2 separate regions of the Homo sapiens genome follow, and region 2 is linked to region 1. A link is a loop called in an ENCODE intact Hi-C map of the cell type or tissue named here. Cell type or tissue: ascending aorta. All regions are shown on one strand. Links, peaks and the distances in the headings refer to the core of each region. The heading gives the core; the rest is flanking DNA. Region 1 holds the start of LARGE-AS1 (LARGE antisense RNA 1). Region 2 overlaps LARGE1 (LARGE xylosyl- and glucuronyltransferase 1).

What was found. Hi-C counts contacts between places; a loop is a spot of excess contacts. Peaks named below come from ENCODE experiments on the same cell type or tissue, not always from the same donor. Only the 100,000 strongest peaks of a DNase experiment are listed, where the experiment ranks them.
Region 2: a loop joins it to region 1, with 2.1 times the contacts of the local background. A loop is called at or near these places in 2 of 110 quality-filtered maps.

The regions. Positions count from the first base shown.
Region 1 is chr22:33,722,458-33,732,037 of GRCh38, forward strand. The region is part of intron 2 of LARGE1 (LARGE xylosyl- and glucuronyltransferase 1); the gene reads right to left. It overlaps LARGE-AS1 (LARGE antisense RNA 1), which reads left to right and starts at 2,529. Exons shown (of 7, transcript NR_038950.1): 1 at 2,529-2,644; 2 at 3,155-3,299; 3 at 5,034-5,175. RefSeq lists an enhancer at 1-355. In ascending aorta, for the core only: no CTCF peak of the experiment used is centred there; a DNase peak (open chromatin) is centred at 4,194; H3K27ac peaks cover 1,242 bases.
Region 2 is chr22:33,836,562-33,846,141 of GRCh38, forward strand. All of the region lies in intron 1 of LARGE1 (LARGE xylosyl- and glucuronyltransferase 1), which reads right to left. Among named protein-coding and RNA genes, the nearest start is that of LARGE1, 79 kb to the right of the region's middle. RefSeq lists enhancers at 5,340-5,399, 7,800-8,094. In ascending aorta, for the core only: no CTCF peak of the experiment used is centred there; a DNase peak (open chromatin) is centred at 5,289; H3K4me3 peaks cover 413 bases; H3K27ac peaks cover 1,473 bases.

The sequences.
Region 1 (9,580 bases), core at 792-8,791:
ATGACAAAAATAACAGTAACAAATATTGTGACAAATACAACGGTAAAAGTCCTTCAAGTGAATGAAAACGTGTTGAGCACCTATGATGTGCATGGAACCGAGCTGCACATTATGGGGGAAATACATCATTCCTGCCCTTAGAATTGAATGAACACTCAAAAACATCCAACAGAGTCACAGCAGAAGGCACGTTATAGTAAGTCACCCAATGGAGGGAAGTATAATGGCAAGACCAAAGACAGAAAAATAATCCTGATAAGACAGAATGGAAGAAACAGTGAAGAGGGACTCTACAAAAAAGGTGAGGTAGGTCTAGGAAGAAGGGGGTGGACCCTGCATGAGTTAACAACACAGAGACAGAAAAGGAACACGTGCATTCAGGGAACCATCGAGGCCGCAGCATGGGTAGGCTGCTGATTGGGGTCGCAAGTGGGAGTTGAGGTCGGAGCTTGGGGGTGAGCTGTTTTGATGACGTTGTAAAGGGAAATTAGAGCAAGATCCTGGAATGCGGTAAGTGAGCCACTAACAATATCTGGCCTTACTCACTTGCTTTCTAGGCAATGAGGAGCCACAGAAAGCCTTTGAACAGGGAGTGGCACAGCCTTTGAGGAAGATTCCTCTGGAATCTATACGAAAGGCTGGAGGATAAAAGGAGGCAGAAAGCAAAGCCAAAGGGGTCAGACAGAAGCTAGCAAAGGCTTGTTCGAACAAGGAAGCCATTAGAGACAATTACAAGAAAGAGAAGTTTCTAGTTTAAAAGAACCGTATGAAGCTCTCGTTAAAAAGAAAACGGAGTTGCAGTAGTGAATTTCCAGGTTGGCTGCAGACCAAGCCCAGATTTAGGTTCACGGTGTAAAGAGCACAGCCTTCAGGGTCCAGGGGCAAAGGGAGGCATGCCATCTTTCTTTCTCCCAAGAAACAGCTCCAGGATGTGGGTGATGTACAAAGAAATTCTAGAATCAGCTCATGTCTACAGATGCTTTGGAAATCCATTGTGTCCAGTGAGGTACTGTAAGGTGATGAGTGGAAACAAGAATGAAAAAGGTGCTTGCTGATTCCAAAAACCTTACACACAGACACACACACTGATATCAGGCGGATTTGGGTAAGGCTCATATGAAGTTAATCAACAAATCAAGGGAAAAGGGACATGGAATTTGGAAAATGACTAAGAAATGTTGGAAGATAAAATTTGTGGTGTACCTTAGAGAGAAAAACTCCTGTATTTCAGGAGACTGCCATCCACACAGGCATTCTGAGCCCCCCTTTTTTCCCCCTCTACCCATGTGTGATGGTCTCTCTGCGGGACCTCATTCATTCACACAACTCCCTATACCACCCTTAACCTGAGAAGGGCCCGGCTGGGCCACCAAACCCAATTGCGATTCATCACTGAGCCCAGCCTTTGGTTGCAGCCAAAACAGGAAAGAGAATGAAGGAGGCTAGAAATACCACAAAGGCAAACTTGGAGCTAGTGCCCACCAAACCAATTCCCTGCTTCAGAAATGGAACGATGCTGAACTGTCAGCTGAAGAAGGCTGCACAGCTTGAAAGAGGAAGCGTCAAAGGAAGCTTGGTGGAGAGGAGAGTGTGAATAGGGAAGTGCCAACAGGGACACGTGCAGGGGGTGGGAAGGCAGGCAGGACGCCCAGTGAGAGTGACAGAGGCCAGCAGAGCACGAGTGTGCAAGGAAACACAGGGAACGAGAGGCTGCGTGGCTGACAGTGTGCCGGGGTGACAGGCGGATACGGCACATGACGCAGAGTGGAAGACAACCACAGGTAGAGAAGTGTCAGCAAAGGAATGCATTTTTGCTGTTCTCCTAACAATTCAGCACACATCAGATGGGAAGGGTGAAGGAGGAGAGCATGAGACAGGGGTGAAAAGCAGAGCCACAGGGACAATGAAGGACTAAGTCCCATAATACAAAGACCACGGGTCTTTCTTGACTAGACTGATGATGCTATGGGGGTGGAGGTGGAAGTGGGAATCCCTGGCTCTCAGCCACAGTTCTATAAGGGTCACCTTCGTGCCCTCATCTGTATGCTCCAGTAGGCTCATTACCCAGGAGAGAATTATCTCCAGATAGAGAAGGGAAGAGTTGATATAATGTAGACCAAACTCCACCCAGCCATGCCCACAGGCTATGGTACGGGAGACCCATTCCTCCCAGAAAATGGTGAACAAAGGCTCTGCATGCATTTATCAACTTTGTAACAGTCATGGTAACTTCTTCTCCCTTGGCTCATTCATTTATTCATCCATTCATTCATTCGGCAATTATTACTGAGTGTCTGGGACAAGCTGGGCACTTCTAAGTGTACTGAACATGACCAACCAATCACCTGCCCTCAGGGAGTTTACAGTCCAGCGGGAGAACATAGAAAAGAGACAGTCTCAACAGCCAGCAAATACAGTGGAGGCATCAGGCAGTGATCAGAGTTGTGAAGGAAATAAAGGAAGGAAAGGTGGGGTGGGAGGAGGAGGGTTCTGATTCTGACTTCATAAAGGGCCCTCTCTCACAAGGTGAAGTGTAAACAAAGACCTGCAGGAAGTAAAGGGGCTACAAGGGATCCATGGAAAGAGCATTCCCAGAAGCGGGGCCAGGGCAGTGCGCACAGTGAGGAGAGCAGGTGTGTGTGAGGTGAGTAAGAGAAGACACAAGGGTGGGGGCCGCGGGAGGCAGAGCCAGGAGGGCAGGGCTGAGTGGCTCTGGAAGCTCTGGAAAGGCCAGCGGTCAGGTCTGATGGTGGGTCTGAGCAGAGTCGCTTTGTGACACCCTTCTGCTACTGCATGGGGCGAGGGAAGAATCCCAGGATGTGGTCTGGGAGGCAGGAGCACAGAGGCGACAGGGTGGTGACCTGCCCATTGGCCTCGGCCGGTATTCTGAATGCAAGGGTCAGCAGCAGCAACTGTGCAATAGTGCCTTTCTTTTCAAAGAGCCAGCTGCTCTGATTCACAGACAGTCCCTCCCAGTTGAGGGTTCATCAGGAACTAGAGGACCAACCAACAAGGTCATTTACCTGTCACCACTGCTGCATTCACTGGTAATCAAAAGGGGCAGGGTAGGGGAGGACCACGAACCCAAAGAGAAGGTCTGGGAGCATGCAGACATGCCTCTCAAGCCTCACAATTGTCCTTTTGCTAAATTTAGGTTGAAACAAAACGTTCAAAGCCCCCTCGGAAGCCCATCCACAGGTGTGTGACTGTGAACCGCATCGTAATCTCCTAGAAAGCAAGAACATCAGGCTTACATTTTCCACTTGCCTCTCACGGCTCAGAGCTCTGCAGTATATACAGTAAGCACCAAATGAACACTTTTCAGATAAATTAAATAACTGCAGAATAGTCATAATGACAGTGTTTTTTTTAAAACAATATTTAATAATTGCTTACTCTGTGCCAGTACTTTTCAGCCAAGGGCAATTTGCCCCCCTGCCGCGGAGACATTTGGCAATGTCTGGAGACACTTTTGGAGTCACAAATCAGGGGAGAGATGCTGCTGGTACATAGTAGGTTCGGAAAGCTGCAAAATGTCATACAGTTCACAAGACAGCCTCCCTGCCCCCCATAAGGAAGGATTCTCCAGCCCCCAAAATCTAGCGCTTATAAATCACTATTTATTTTCACAGCTACTCTTTTTTTTTTTTTTTTCCAGTTGAGGAAACTGGGCCCTGAGACATTAACTTGCCCAAAAGATCACAGTGGGCAACATTCTAGAGCACAGTGGAAGCCGACAGGTAAATAAGTAGATGGGTAGAGTGCAACAGACAGGCAGACAGATTGAGACAAAAATGGGAAAACTGGGAAATATGGAAAAGAACAGGGAATGGATGAAAAGTAGTCCTAAGCCAAGCTCTGCCAAGAAATGACACATGGCCCTGGGCCTTCCCCTCCTGACTCTAAACCTGAGAGCACACAGCTATAAAATTCCAGGAGGTGTAGAAGATCACTGACTTCCAGCTTTAACATCTTCAGGACAAGTTTTTCCCTGCAACTGAAATATTAGCATTATATAAATACTCGTAAACACGTGGCAATATTCACCGTACAAATCCTAAATTCCTTCCCCTTTACTCAGCAAAGGCAGGAGATGCCAAATGTCTTATGATATACTCCTCCCCTCCTCCTTTCCTTGCTTCTAAAAATATCTGTGAACAGCCACCTGTGCCAAGCACTGAGCCAGGGCTGGAAATATTCTAATGCCAGATGTGCAAAGTCCTTTTTAATATGGTGTATTTGTGAAGCTTCCATTACTTGGCCAGCCCCAAGGTGGGCAATTTCCCTACTGCACAGATGGGGCACTACACTGGGACTCCAGCTAACTTTATAAGCAGCAGGCAAGACTGGGGGAATTGGGGTGCAGGGACAGAATTCCCTCCCCACTCGGATCATGCCTCCCAGTCAGTGTCAATATCTACCTCTCTGCTCAATAAATCCTGATGATCATCTTAATAGAAATCATTACCTACTAAATGGCAAAGGAATGAGAAAGCAAGGCAATATGGATGAGAGAAAGAGGTTTTGAGATGAGATGTGAGTAGATTTGGAAAAGCCGGGTAGGGAGAATCAGTCTGTCATGGCTAGCACGGATGGGTCAATGCCGGCAGCAGAAACAAGGCTCCCTGAAGGTCAAGGTGACAGGGGGAAGCCAGGAGGAGCTGGAAGACAGTTATGGATGGGCTCCAAATTGGTCCCTAAAGAAAATGATGTTTTCTATTTCTTATGACAATATTGTTATAGGGCTGTTAACAAGAATCAAGAAATGTCAGACTGTGCCAAGGGATGACATCCAGTAACAGCCTGAGCTGGTTTGATTAAGCCATTTAATTAGCATCTGTTTGGGGCTGGGCACTGAACAGAGGGTGATCCATTCACCATCTGATTCAATTCTCTCATTAAAGGAGGTAGTAGGTATTACTCTTGTATATATCGCAATGAGGAACCAAGACCCATAAAGGTGCTAATATTTTGCTAAACCAAATAAAGTAAAAGAGTGTATCTAATGCCCTGTTTCTCTCACCACCCTACAGCAATGTCAGTGAAGATGGAAAACAGAACGTGGAGAGAGATGTAGCTTACTAGAGCCCTGTGGCTTCAATCCCCACCAGGAATGTCGTTTAAGAGGAAGGTGATCTAGCACAAATTCACATTTGCTTGAGGAAGAATACAAATGTATGTCTGTTTATCTTCTTGGTCTGGAAAGTATTATTATCATGTCCATCTTATAGATGCAGAAAGTAAGACCCAGAAGAATCACATGATACACGTGATATCACAAATATACTGGCTGATAAGGCTGGGACCTGAAACTAGTTCCTCTCTCTAAATGGCTAACACAGAAAACCAAGGCAACGACAGTCAGGGAAGGCAGGGACTTCCTGAGGCTTGGAAAGGTCAGGGGAAGCTTCTTAGGGCAGGTGAGATTTGAGCAGAGCAGGGCCAGCATTAAAGACATCAGCAGGGAGGAGAGGTGAGATCAAAGGACTGGGGACAGGTAAGGGGTATTCAGGGGTCAGGTAGATGGATCTGCACTCACAAGCCCTGATATCAAAGGCCAAGTGTCCATATAAACAGAGAGAAAACCCAAGTCTGATCCAGCAATGTCTTGCTCAAAGCCCTTGAAATGACTTCACATCAACTGTGCTACTCAATTCATATGATCTGGCTCCTGTCTACTTCAGTAGCCCCAACTCCACTTGTAGTATCCCGTATTCATCATCTACACCTATACACATATGCAGGCTATTCCTCCAGCCTACAGACTCTTTATCCCACAAATTAAAAAATTTCCAGAACGGCCAGGCTCAGTGGCTCACTCCTGTAATCCCAACACTTTGAGAGGCCAAGGCAGGCAGATCACTTGAGGTCAGGAGTTCAAGACCAGCCTGGCCAACATGGTGAAATCCCGTCTCTACTAAAAATACAAAAATTAGCCAGGCACGGGGGTGCATGCCTGTAATCCCAGCTACTCAGGAGGCTGAGGCAGGAGAATCGCTTGAACCTGGGAGGCAGAGGCTGCAGTGAGCCAAGATCACGCCACTGCACTACAGCCTGGGCAACAAAGCGAGACTCCGTCTCCACCCCTACCACCAAAAAAAAAAAAAAAAAAAAAAAAAAAACCAACAACAGAGACACATTTCCAGGGGATTTCTTCCAGGTACCACCTGTGGGAAGTTGTCCCTGACACTCCAGGACAGACACACTCCCAGTAGGCAATGCCTGTTAGGCAGGTAGGATGCTATACTAGACTGGCCTGCTGTGTCCCACTTCCTCACTAGCTACTAGAGGGCAGGACCCATAGGTCTACACCCATGAGGTAGACACTCAATAATTATCAAGTCTACAAACACACGGTTACGGATAGAGGAAGGGAGTAAATATAGTATTAGGTGAGTGAGTCCTTGGCCTGCGGTTGGCCTCAGCTTTCTCTACTTTGCCAAAGAAATAATATCCAGCTTTCTTTACTTGTCTGATAATGTTTGTAAAAAGATCCAGAAGCTCAAAGGTATTAACTGTCACCCCCCTCCCCACAAAAAAAGGCATTCTTGGAATGAGCTTTTATTTCAGAAAAGAAACCAATTTATGTAGTGTCATCATAAAATAATGCATAGAGATGATGAACTGACGATGATATAGTGATAAGAATTCTTGTTTCATTTATAATATAAACCTTAATTCCTGCCCTCCCCCAAAATGAGTTAACTTACAATTAAAACACATGTATATAGAACACCAAAGTGCAGATTAAGCAAAAGGCAATATGCAATGGGGAAAGGAATTGGGAAGGAAATAATTACATGAAGTCACAGCCAAAGATACTGACTGCAATCAACCATCCAATTTTAAGGCAGCAGCCTCAGAAGGAAGAGAAAAAGACATGAGTTGAATTAGGTCTCTCTCCTTTGACAGAAGGGACATTGAACAATGTCATGGGAAATGGGTTAAGCTTCAGCCTTTCAAGGGATATAAACTATCACTAATGCATTCCAGAAGATGAGGAATCAAATTTACTTGCTGTGCTCAATATCATGAGAGATAAATATGCTAATAATATGATCAGTTAGGGTATAACACACCAGACTTCCTCCATCCAATGACTCTGGTCTGCTTCAAAGTAGCCACATTAGGAGGCTTTTCATTTACTTCCACTGAAAATGCCACCAATCCCTCAAAGAGCTGGGTGCCCTTATTTAAGGGCCTGCAAAGCCCATTCCCAAACAACAGGCGCTATCAAGGACAATGAAGATCAACAACAGGAACACAGGATGGACATGGCCCTAGCCCCTTCCCTAAGCCTTGGTTCCTACAGTTGCAAAGATCTTTATCTCTGCTTCCTGAGGAAGGCTGTCAAGAGAAGCAAATGAGTTAGCGTACACACATGTAGAGGCTCTCATGCTTACCCGTTCTCCCCTCATCAAGTATTTATGGAGGACCTATAAGATGCCAGGCATGAGTCTCATTGTTGGGGTATGGAAATGACAGAAGTCCCTGCCCTCATGAAGTGTGTGTGTGCGTGTGTGCATGCGTGTGTGTGTGCGTGCATGCGTGCGTGTGTGTGTTGAGGGAGACAGAGACCAAAATACAGTTAACCCTTGAACAACACGGGTTTAAAGTGCATGAGTCCACAAATACACAGATTTTCTCTTGCCTCTGCCACCCCTGAGACAGCAAGACCAATCTCTCCTCCTCCTCAGCCTACTCAACATGAAGATGAAGATGAAAACCTCTATGATGATCTGCTTCTACTTAATACATAGTAAATATATTTTCCTTTTGATGTTCTTAATAACAATTTCTCCTCTCTAGTTTACTTCACTGTAAGAGTACAGTATATAATATATAACATACATACAAACTACATGTGAATCAACTGTTACTGTTAAAGCTTCTGGTCAACAGTAGGTTATCAAGAGTCAAATGTTCAGGAAGTCAAAAGTTATATGCATCTCCACGATGTGCTTATTTCACATTGCATGCCTGTACCAAAACAACTCATGCACGCTGTAAATCTATACACCTACTATGTATCCATAAAATTGTTTTTGAAAGCTTACACGAATTTTTGACTGTGCAGGGGGTTAGTGTCCCTAGTTCCCATGTTGTTTAAGGGTCAACTGTAATATGACTGTATTATACAACATATTAAAAAGTGGTAAGGAGAAAAATTAAGTAGGGATGAATGATGAGAAGTGGAGAGGGGGTTGCATTTCTATTTTATTTTATTTTTATTATAATTACTTTTTTTTTGAGACGGAGTTTTACTCTTGTTGCCCAGGATGGAGTGCAATGGTGCTATCTCGGCTCACTGCAACCTCCGCGCCTCCCTGGTTCAAGCGATTCTTTTGCCTCAGCCTCCCAAGTAGCTGGGATTACAGGCATGCGCCACCACACCCGGCTAATTTTTTTCTGTATTTAGTAGAGACAGGATTTCACCATGTTGGTCAGGCTGGTCTGGAACTCCTGACCTCAGGTGATCCACCCACCTCCACCTCCTAAAGTGCTGGGATTACAGGCGTGAACCACTGCGCCCAGCCTGCAATTTTTTTTTTTTTTTTTTTTTGAGACGGAGTCTTGTTCTGTTGCCCAGGCTGGAGTGCAGTGGTGTGATCTTGGCTCACTGCAAGCTCCGCCTCCCGGGTTCACGCCATTCTCCTGCCTCAGCCTTCCCAGTAGCTGGGACTACCAGGCGCCTACCACCATGCCTGGCTAATTTTTTGTATTTTCAGTAGAGACGGGGTTTCACCATGTTAGCCACGATGGTCTCGATCTCCTGAACTTGTGATCCGCCCACCTCAGCCTCCCAAAGTGCTCGGATTACAGGCATGAGCCACCGCACCCAGCCCGGCCTGCATTTCTAAGTAGAATGACCCGAGAGAACTTATTGAGATAGTGATATTGGGGCAAAACTTGGATATCTGAGGAGGTTAAATTCAGGAAAGGGAATAGCTAGTTGTATTCGTCAGAGCTGTTAAATTCAGGAAAGGGAATGGCTAGTTGTATTCGTCAGAGCTGTAGCAGGAAAAAGATGCCATACTCAAACTGGGTAATTTGAAGAGCGTGTAATAACAGAGTAGAATGGTGCTTCCTGGGGCTGGGGGGAGGAAGAAATGTGGAGGTATTATTCAAAGGGTACAATATTACAGTTACACAAGATGAGTAAGTCCTACAGAGCTACTGCAAAACACAGAGCCTATAGTTAACAATACTGTATCGTAGACTTCGAAGTTTGCTGGGAGGGTAGATTTATGTTAAGCCCTATCACTAATAATAAATAAAGAGGGCAGCAGGAAACAGAGGTGATGGATTATAGACTGTGGTAATGGGTTCACCAGTGTACATTTATCTGCAAACTCATCAAGTTGTACACATTAAATATGTACAGCTTTTTGTATGTCTTTCATCCTCTATAAAGTCGTTTTAAAAACAAACAAGGCAGCTTTAGATATAGTCACTGAATCAGTAATTAATCTACTTAAAAGTCCTTGTATTCAGACCATATTTCGCTACAGGAAAATAATGATTAAGCATTCAAATGCCTTGCTTTTATTCAGCTATACTATGTCTTCTGAAATCACCT
Region 2 (9,580 bases), core at 914-8,913, 110 kb after region 1:
GTTCAATGTTCCCTCTGTTCCCACCAAGTTCCACACCCAGGCATCTCAGCTGCATTCCATGGCTTCGAGTGGCAGCCCAAGGTAGAAAAAGAATGAGCTTCAGCAACAAGCCACCTGGGTTCAAGCCTCAGTCCTCTCATTTCCTAGCTGGTGACCTAGACCAGTAACTTAACCCTTCTGTGATTCAGATTTTTTATCTGTAAAATAGGGATGGCCATCATTATCTACCTTACTGGAAAAAAAAAAAAAGAATTAATCCATGTAAAGTGTGAGGCCAAGACCTGGAACACTGTAAGTACCAACTACCATTATGACCTGATCACAAGAAACAGAGACTCAATAAGCCAGTTCAGATAATAGCAGTTTACCATGAACATACTGAGAACGAAAAGGGAGATGGGTCGTGCATGAATCCCAGAATAGTAACTGTAGTACAACCAAGCAATATAGAAGAATGTGGCTAGAACCCAGGCAGCACACGGGACCTCCATGTGGGAGAGTGAGCTTCGCCTCCAGCTAACTCTATAAGATCTGGCCCTGCTTTCTCCAGCCTCTTGTCCCACTGCTACATCCATGATTGTGATTGAAATGCCAAAGGCACAGGGATTTTGCAATACTTTTAATTTATGGGCAGTGAAATTTAATTTTCACATGCCACTCCATATATATATATATGGAGTAGAGAGTATTACATATACACACACACACACACACACACACCTATACATACATACATATGTGTACATATGGATACGAACAGGATATATACACACACACATATATAGTATACATATATGTGTTTATATATACATGTGTGTATGTATATATATCCTGTCCTGTCTCCCCCTGCAACATTACGAATTTTTTAACAACAAACACTTTCATGCATGCCCTAACATCTTCAAGAAAGGCTAATTCAAGTGGAGAGAGACCAGGACCAAAAGGATTGTGAGAGACAAACGTAACCATTGAAAACAGAGAAAAAGCAAGCAGCCTAAGTGAAAAGCATTTGTAAACTGTGAAAACCCTTGTGAGAGTCAGCTACATAGATGACTATGATCATCTGAGTCCATGAGGCATCTTCAGGATGCCTCGGAAGAAGAGCTGACCCAGGTGAGTGTGTTCGTATCAAACAGCTGCAGGTAGGGCTGAAGCCTATGGCCAGAGCCGGCTCTCAATGAGAACTTCAAGAGGCTCTGCCCCAAATGAGCCTCAGGTGTGCTAAGGTGGTGCCTTCAGCCCCAGGCCAGCAAGATATCTTCCACTTATCCCAGTACACTGAACAAACATTATCATTTTCCACAAAGTTTCAGGGTGGGAAAGTTGAGGATATTCTACTTTAGAACACGGGCCAGCAAAATTTTTATGTGTAAGGTGAGATAGTAAATCACGTAAGCTCTGCATGCCATACTTTCTCTCTGGCAACTCGCAATCACTGTAGTAGGAAAGCAACCACAGATAAGAGGAAACAGGCATGGTTGTGTGCCAAGAAAACTTAATTTATGGACAGTGAAATTTAATTTTCACGTGCTACAGAACAGTACTCTTGTTTTGATTTTTTTGGACACTTTAAACATGTAAAAGCCATTCTTAGCTCATGGGCTAAAGGAAGACAGACTGGCCCACAGAATGCAGACTCTTGCTCTCAATCATTACCCCTACACAATCTCTAGTAACATGGAACTTCAAGCTTCTGACATTCTATGTGGGGACTATGGCTGCTGAAATCTCGTCTATTCAATCTTCAGTGACTCATACAGCCACTAGGATCTCAAAAAATGTGTTTTAAAAAATTGGACAGGTGTAGTGGCTCATGCCTGTATTCCCAGCACTTTGGGAGGCCAAGATGGGAAGATTCCTTTAGGCCAAGAGTTTGAGACCAGCCTGAGCAACAGGGCAAGACCCCATCTCTACAAAAAGTTTAAAGATTAGCTGGATGTTGTTGAGCATGCCTGCAGTCCCAGCTACTTGGGAGGCTGAGGCAGGAGGATCACTTGAGCCCAAGAGTTTGAGGCTGCAGTGTGAGCTATGATTGTGCCACTGCACTCCACCCTGTCCCCAGCAAAATAAATAAATAAATAAATAATTGTCCTTTAGCGATTTCTATCCTAATAAAACATCTTTGGCAGTAGATCACCACTGCGTTCTGGAACAGTCCGTCCTACTGGTGGGGAGTTCCAGAGGTTAAAAGTTCTTCCTGAGATGATGTTCATCTCCCTCACTCCCCCAAAGGCTCCTGGGTCTCCCTGATTGTGTCTGCAGAATTAATCCAATCCATCTTACCCGTGACGGCTCTCCACGTTTTTTGTTTATATCAGGGAGGAAAAAAATGAAAGGAATGAACTACTCCCATAATAGAAAAACCTTTGCCAGGAGAGGAAGTGAATGTAGAATTTCTGATAGAAACCAATGCTTTTACCTAAACAGTGGCTTCAGAAATAGCCCAGTCCATAGACCCACCAAAAAGTCAAGAAATAATTTAGGATATTAGTTCATTTTTGCATCGCTAGAAAGAAATTCCTGAGGCTGAGTAACTTATAAAGAAAAGAGGTTTAACTGGCTCATGGTTCTGCAGGCTTGTACAAGAAGCATAGCACCCACATCTTCTGCACTTCTGGAGAGGGCCTCAGGAAACTTACAATCATGGTGGGAGGTAAAAGAGGAGCAGACACGTCACATGACAAAAGTGGGAGCAAGAAAGAGGGAGGAGGTCTCAGATTCTTTTAAACAACCAGATTTCTCATGAGTAAGAACTGTTTCATCACCAAGGGGTCAGTGCTAACCCATTCATGAGGAATCAGTCCCCATGATCTAATTACCTTCCACCAGCCCCATCTCCAACACTGTGGATTTCACTGCAACATGAGATTTGGAGGAGACAAACATCCAAACCATATCAGCGAGAAAAAAGCATGTTTTCCTCAACCCCTGGCAGAGAAGATCCCCATTTACACATATGTTGGAACAAACAAATAAATAACTGAACAAATAAGTGACCATATGTTAGCATGCCAATAGAGAACATTCTCATTCTACCGCAGCCTGTATAGATCACAAAAACAGAACAACTAGTGAGAATAAGATTTAGTAGCCTGAACAGTTAAAATATGAATGCTATGGGGACCAATTGATTCTTTGCTAAAATTCTTAATTTCCCTAGAGACAGACTGACTGCCTTCAAATCACACGTTTACATGAAATAAAAAAATAAGAAAAGCGATTATTAACTACCTACCAGGTATGAGGCACTTTGACTTGCGTCACCTCATCTAACTTTCATGCATGCCTACTACAATGAACTATGCCCCTCATTGTTCCAGAGAAGATCACCTGGACCCAGGAAACGTGGGGGCTCCAGGCTTCAAACCCAGATGCATTCAACCCTAAAGCCCAGGCACCTTCTGCTGTAGGAGACATAAAACCCTGCTGATCCCATTTACTTATGAAACGATCTATGGGCCAGATCATTAGAGAAAATGCCTCTAAAATGCCTCCGAATTGAAGGTGGTAAGAAACTATGTAAACCAACACAGGAAAATGAATACGCAGGAAATGCACACCCATACTAACTAGGTTTAGGATTTTGCCCTACTTCATATTCAATTATAAAACTATTTGATTTAATAATATATGCAAAGCAGCACTGCACCAAATCGGCACCCCCTCAAGAAAATGCACATCCCCTCACTGTAAAATCTAGGAAAAATAATAGAATCCATGCATAAAAAGGGACCTAGTTTTTAAAAGACAAAAATGGTCATAAAAATGAATAAGAAATCCTGTTGCAGTTTTACTTCCTGTCTTTAAAAACTTTTTATACATACATTCTTTTAAAACTATTTTTGAAGACCAACTCACTTTGGCAAAATACTGAGAGTAATATAGTTTAATCTCTATTAGCTTGGAGCTGTGAAACTACATTGTTGATTTATTTCTCACACAGTCAAAATTTGGTGTGAAAGGTTCTAGCATCTTTTCTTGCAAATATCTAGTATTTTACCACTTTTAAAGTACTATTGGATCTATTGCCCTCCTTCATCTTTACAGCAACCCTAGATATAAGGTAAGTACAGACAGTCCCCGATTTAGGATAATTCGACTTAGATTTTTCAGCTTTTTTTTTTTCTGGGAAAGGGTCTCGCTCAGTCACCCAGGCTGGAGCACAGTGGCGTGATCACGGCTCACTGCAGCCTAAACTCCCCAGGCACATGCTACCATGACCATCTAATTTTTCTAGTTTTTATACAGACAAGGTTTCGTCACGTTGCCCAGGCTGGTCTCGAACTCCTGGGCTCAAGTGATCCACCCGCCTCAGCCTCCCAAAGTGCTGGGATTACAGGCGTGAGCCACTGCACCTGGATGACTTTCCAGCTTTATGATGATGCAAAAGCAATATGCATTCAATAGAAACTATACTTGAGTACCCATATAACCATTCTGTTTTTCATTTTCAGTACAGTATTTAATATACCTAGGCTTAGGTTGCATGATTTTGCCCAAATACAGGCCAATGAAAGTGAGCATGTTTAAGGCAGGCTAAGCTAAACTATGCTGTAATGTAGGTTAAATGTATTAAACGCAAATTTTGAACTTGATATTTTCAACTTACGATGGGTTTAGCAGGATGCAATCTATGCTAAGCCAAGGTGCGTCTGTTCTGTTACTCTCATTTTTTTTTCCTCTTACAAATGTACAAAAAATGTTTCAGAGTTTTTGAGGGAGCTTTCCAATGAAAGTGACAGAAAATCCAACTCAAACTAATGCAGGCAAAATAAAGGACTGAATAGTTCACAATCTGTAAGGTCCAGAGGTGAATCTACCCTGTGGCAAGGTTTGATCTGGGTCCAGGAGATGGCCTGGTCCCTCTCCACCTCAGCTCTGCTCTCATCCACACGGACTTCATACTCAGATGCCATGCAGTAGCAAGACAGCTACTAGGTTGGATGTAGCTACAATATCCGCAGCTCCAACCTCTGAGTTCAAGGCCAGTGGGAAAGAACACACATACCTCTCAACAGCCCCAACAAAAGCCTCATCACATCTTGTGGGCTCCAACTAGGTCATGAAACCACCTCTAAGCCAATTACTATAAGCCAGTATTAGGAATAATCTGAGTCCTATGTCTCCCCCTGAAGCCCTGCACAATATCATCTCCACCAAAGTCCATGGGCTAAAGGGTGGGTGTGAGTGTGGGTCTCCCTGGGAAAACTAAGCAGGGTGAATAAATACAAAGTCAGAAAGCCAAGAGATCCTCAGCACAGGCTATGTGACTTGCCCTGAGTCACACTGCTACTAAGAGACAAAATCAGGACTCATGCACAAATCTCCTGGGACCGAGTACTCCAAAAATAGTGGCAAATTATTTTAAAGCACACGGGTGAATCACAAAAAGTCCTCCAAACTGAACCTCTTGGTCACAAATAACAGTCTAAAATATTTAACAAACTGCCAACAGGACTTCAAAGAAAGCCACTTACAAAATAGAAAGTTTGTAACATTAAACACAGTTACTGTTATCGAAATCGAAATCCCTTTATAGTTCTAAATGGTTCCTTACCATCTAGAAAGTCAGAACACTGTACTCAAAAGTAAAATCGAAAAGCTTTTTGATCTATTTTTGTCTCTACACGGACGTAAAGCACCGAATCCTATTTATTAAGTGCCTTCGACGCACGCTGTTGCTCTGGCGATTCGCAACTCGAAAATGACACTTACTATTCAGCTAGAGATTAGAATCTCAAGCAGTAGGGCATTTTTTAATAAAAAATTAAATTAAAAATAGATTTGCCATTGTCTGCTTAATAAAACTAGTAGCTCTGCTGGCTTAGAGGGGAAATAACATATTTCTTCGGATTTTTATATATTCATCTGAGCAGTGCTAAAAAATAAAACAAAGTTACTAATATTCATATCTTGAGCAATTGTACATTGCTTCTAACTATACATTCAATCTCTCTGGCACATCCACTGTGGCCCTGAGCAGCCAGTACAGGCTCTTCTACCAAAACGAAGCAAGCCACTCCAAAACCTGACGCGTGCAGGTGTCACGAAACACCAGGTGCAGCTTGACAGATGTGAGCCAAATAAGGAAACATTCAGCCCAGCACTGCCCAACAGTCATGATGTATATTTTCTACATCTGTGCTCTAAAATATGGTGGCCACTAGCTGCAGGTGGCTATTGAGACTAAGGAACTGTATTTTTAATTTTATTTCATTTCAACTCATTTAAAGTAGCCACATGCCGCTAATGGCTACTGATCTAGAGGGCAGCTGGGATGTTACTCTTGAGAATGTCTCCAGCATTTTACCTGTTGCTCTCTCTCACTCACATTTCCCATTCTAGCACAAACAAAACAAAACAAAACAAAACAAAACAAAACAAAACAAAACAAAAAAACCACAACACCTACAGTTCTCCAAACAGGGCATCTGTTTTGTTCCTCTGGGGGGGTCCTGTCTATGTTGTTCACGTGGCCCTGGATTTCCATACTCCTAGCCTTCCTGGAAGACATCCTTTTCATCCTCACAACCCAACCCAGGCTTTATCTCTTCTGTGAAGCTGTCCTTGATTTTCCGTTCTATCTTCCCTGCTTGTGAATGGGTCAGCTCTCCTTCCCCACCGCCCTGTGCGTGTGAACATCTTTGTTCAGTATACTGCAGTGGGTCGGGAGTATGTCCCTTCCAGACTGGAAGGCAGAGAGGGTGGCTGTAAGGATTGGCACTTTGGGCCAGGCACAGTGGCTCATGCCTGTAATCCCAGCACTTTGGGAGGCTGAGGCAGGAGAATCGCCCGACCCCAGGAGACAGAGTTTGCAGTGAGACGAGATTGCACCACTGCACTCTAGCCTGAGGGATAGAGCAAGACTCCCTCTCAAAAAAATAAATAAATAAATAAATAAATAAATAAAAATAAAAAATTAAAGAGGTCTCAACAGAGGTAGACAGGGAAAGAGTAGCGGATGCAGGAAGATCCAAAATGCATATGGGGGTTTATTCAAACCGCACTCAAACCCTCTAGCAGTCCCACCACCATCCTCTCCAGAGGTCCCACCCCTGCCCCAAGCCCTCCCTGTACCCACAACCTGGCCAAACCTCTACTCAAATGTTACTGATGAAAACAAGTCTTATCCTGCAGGTTTGAGTGCAGTAAAAGAAGTTTAAAGGCCACTGGTCCAAAATGGCCGTAAGAGAATATATGTGCAACTCTGTTCCCACAGTCTGTTCCCGGCACCCTTCCTCCCACTTCTAGTTTACTCATCTCCTTTCTTTCCTAAGAGGCCAAGGCGGGCGGATCACCTGAAGTCAGCAGTTCGAGACCAGGCTGCCCAACACATTAAAACTCCGTCTCTACTAAAAATACAAAAAACTAGCTGGGCATGGTGGTGGGAACCTATAATCCCAGCTAGTTGGGAGGCTGAGGCAGGAGAATCGCTTGAACCCGGGAGGCGGAGGTTGCAGTGAGCCGAGATGGTGCCACTGCACTCCAGCCTGGGTGACAAAAGTGAAACTCCGTCTCAAAAAAAAAAAAAAAAGACAAGAAAAAACCTCCAATTTACAGACAAGACTTGCAACCCTAGATTCTGTGTTCCACAGTGTCCCTAACCCTGAAAGACAGGATACCTCTTGAGACCGTCCAAGGTTTCTTGGTTTTATTGAGGGCAAATAAAGATGAGAGCAGGTGAAACAAGCATTAAAAATGATTAAGTGTTCAACATACAGGCTTTCTAGCCCAGGAAGAGTCCCAATGAGACTGTTTGTTTCCCAAATTCAATGTATTCCTCCTGCTATAATGCTCCCTGGCACAGGGAGTTTAGTAAAGAGCAAGCTGGGAGCTGGGAGCATGCAGTAAGTGCATCTCCAATGGGGCTCTCCTTTCGGTGCTTTGAACACAGGAAGTGATTTCAATTTCAGCACAGCTTCCACTTAGGACGATCAGGCAGCACTGGAAGCTGGAATGCAGGTGACCTATCTTCCTTGGGGCCCCTGTGCAAGAGGTCTGAAGGGTAATGACTGGGGACCGGCATGACTGAAGAGCATAAAAACAGCTGCCATGGGGTCTGGGGATTGGCGACTTGCCTACCGTGCGAACTTGGGTATATCACCTCCCCTCTGTGTGCTTTGGTTTCCTTGTTTATAAAATAAGAGTGTGGTTTCCAAACTTTTTTTTTTTTTTTGAGACGGAGTTTGGCTCTTGTTGCCCAGGCTGGAATGCAATGGCACAATCTCGGCTCACTGCAACCTCCGCCTCCCGGGCTCAAGAGATTCTCCTGCCTCAGCCTCCTGAGTGGCTGAGATTACAGGCACGCACCACCATGCCTGGCTAATGTTGTATTTTTAATAGAGATGGGGTTTCTCCATGTTGGTTAGGCTGGTCTTGAACTCCTGACCTCGTGAGCCACCCGCCTCGGCCTCCCAAAGTGCTGGGATTACAGACGTGAGCTACCGCGCCTGGCCTCAAACTTTTCTTTCTATAAATAACAAGCCCCCTTTTTGTCCCCAATAAAATCTTCCGGGAAATGCAAAGATCTAAAACACACAGGTGACGCATCTGTGATTGAAGTGTATTTACAGGATTCTAAAGTCCCACTTACCTGAGTCTCTCTCCCTTACCTCCCCCAGCCCCTGGGAAACCCAGAATCCTAGAAGTTCATGGAATGATATTAGGGAACTAGATCATCTTTGTAGCATCACATCAAGTTGAAAAATTCCAGGATGGGATGTATAATGGATCTTATTTATTTACTTATTTATTTTTAGTTTTTGAGACAGAGTTTCACTCTTGTTGCCCAGGCTGGAGTGTAATGGCACGATCTCAGCTCACCGCAACCTCTACCTCCTGGGTTCAGGCGATTCTCCTGCCTAAGCCTCCTGAGTAGCTGAGATTACAGGCATGCGTCACCATGCCCGGCTAATTTTGTATTTTTAGTAGAGACGGGGTTTCTCCATGTTGGTCAGGCTGGTCTCGAACTCCTGACCTCAGATCATCTACCCGCCTCAGCCTCCCAAAGTGCTGGAATTACAAGTGTGAGCCACCACGCCTGGCCTATAATGGACCTTATAATGCATATCTTTAGGAAATGGCTAAGAAATAGACTAAATCATTATTTCACTTAACATTTGTATTATGAAAAATGTTAAAAACATTAAAACAAGAGAGTCCCTATGTACCTATGACCCAATATCAGTAATTATCAAGTCATGATAATTACAGCCTTGTTTCCTCTCTAACCTACTCATTCCCATGACTCCCTTTCTCCCCGCCCCGTGATTACTTTGAAGCAAATCCGCGATATACTATCATCTTGGTCCTGAGGGTTTCAAAATCTTTATTTTTAAATCTCAATTTCATTACCACACTAAGAAAAGAACATTAATTCCTTAACTTCATCTAAAATCCACAAGCCACCAGTGCCATCAAATTTTCCCCTTTACAATTTCCTTGGTGAAGAACAGAGCTGTTTTTCTACAGAGTTTTCCGCTGTCTGAATTTTCATGACAGCGTCTCTGTTTGTCATTTAACCTGCATCTCTGCCCTCTGTATACTTCCTGTGACTTCATAGCTAGATCTAGGGTCTTGA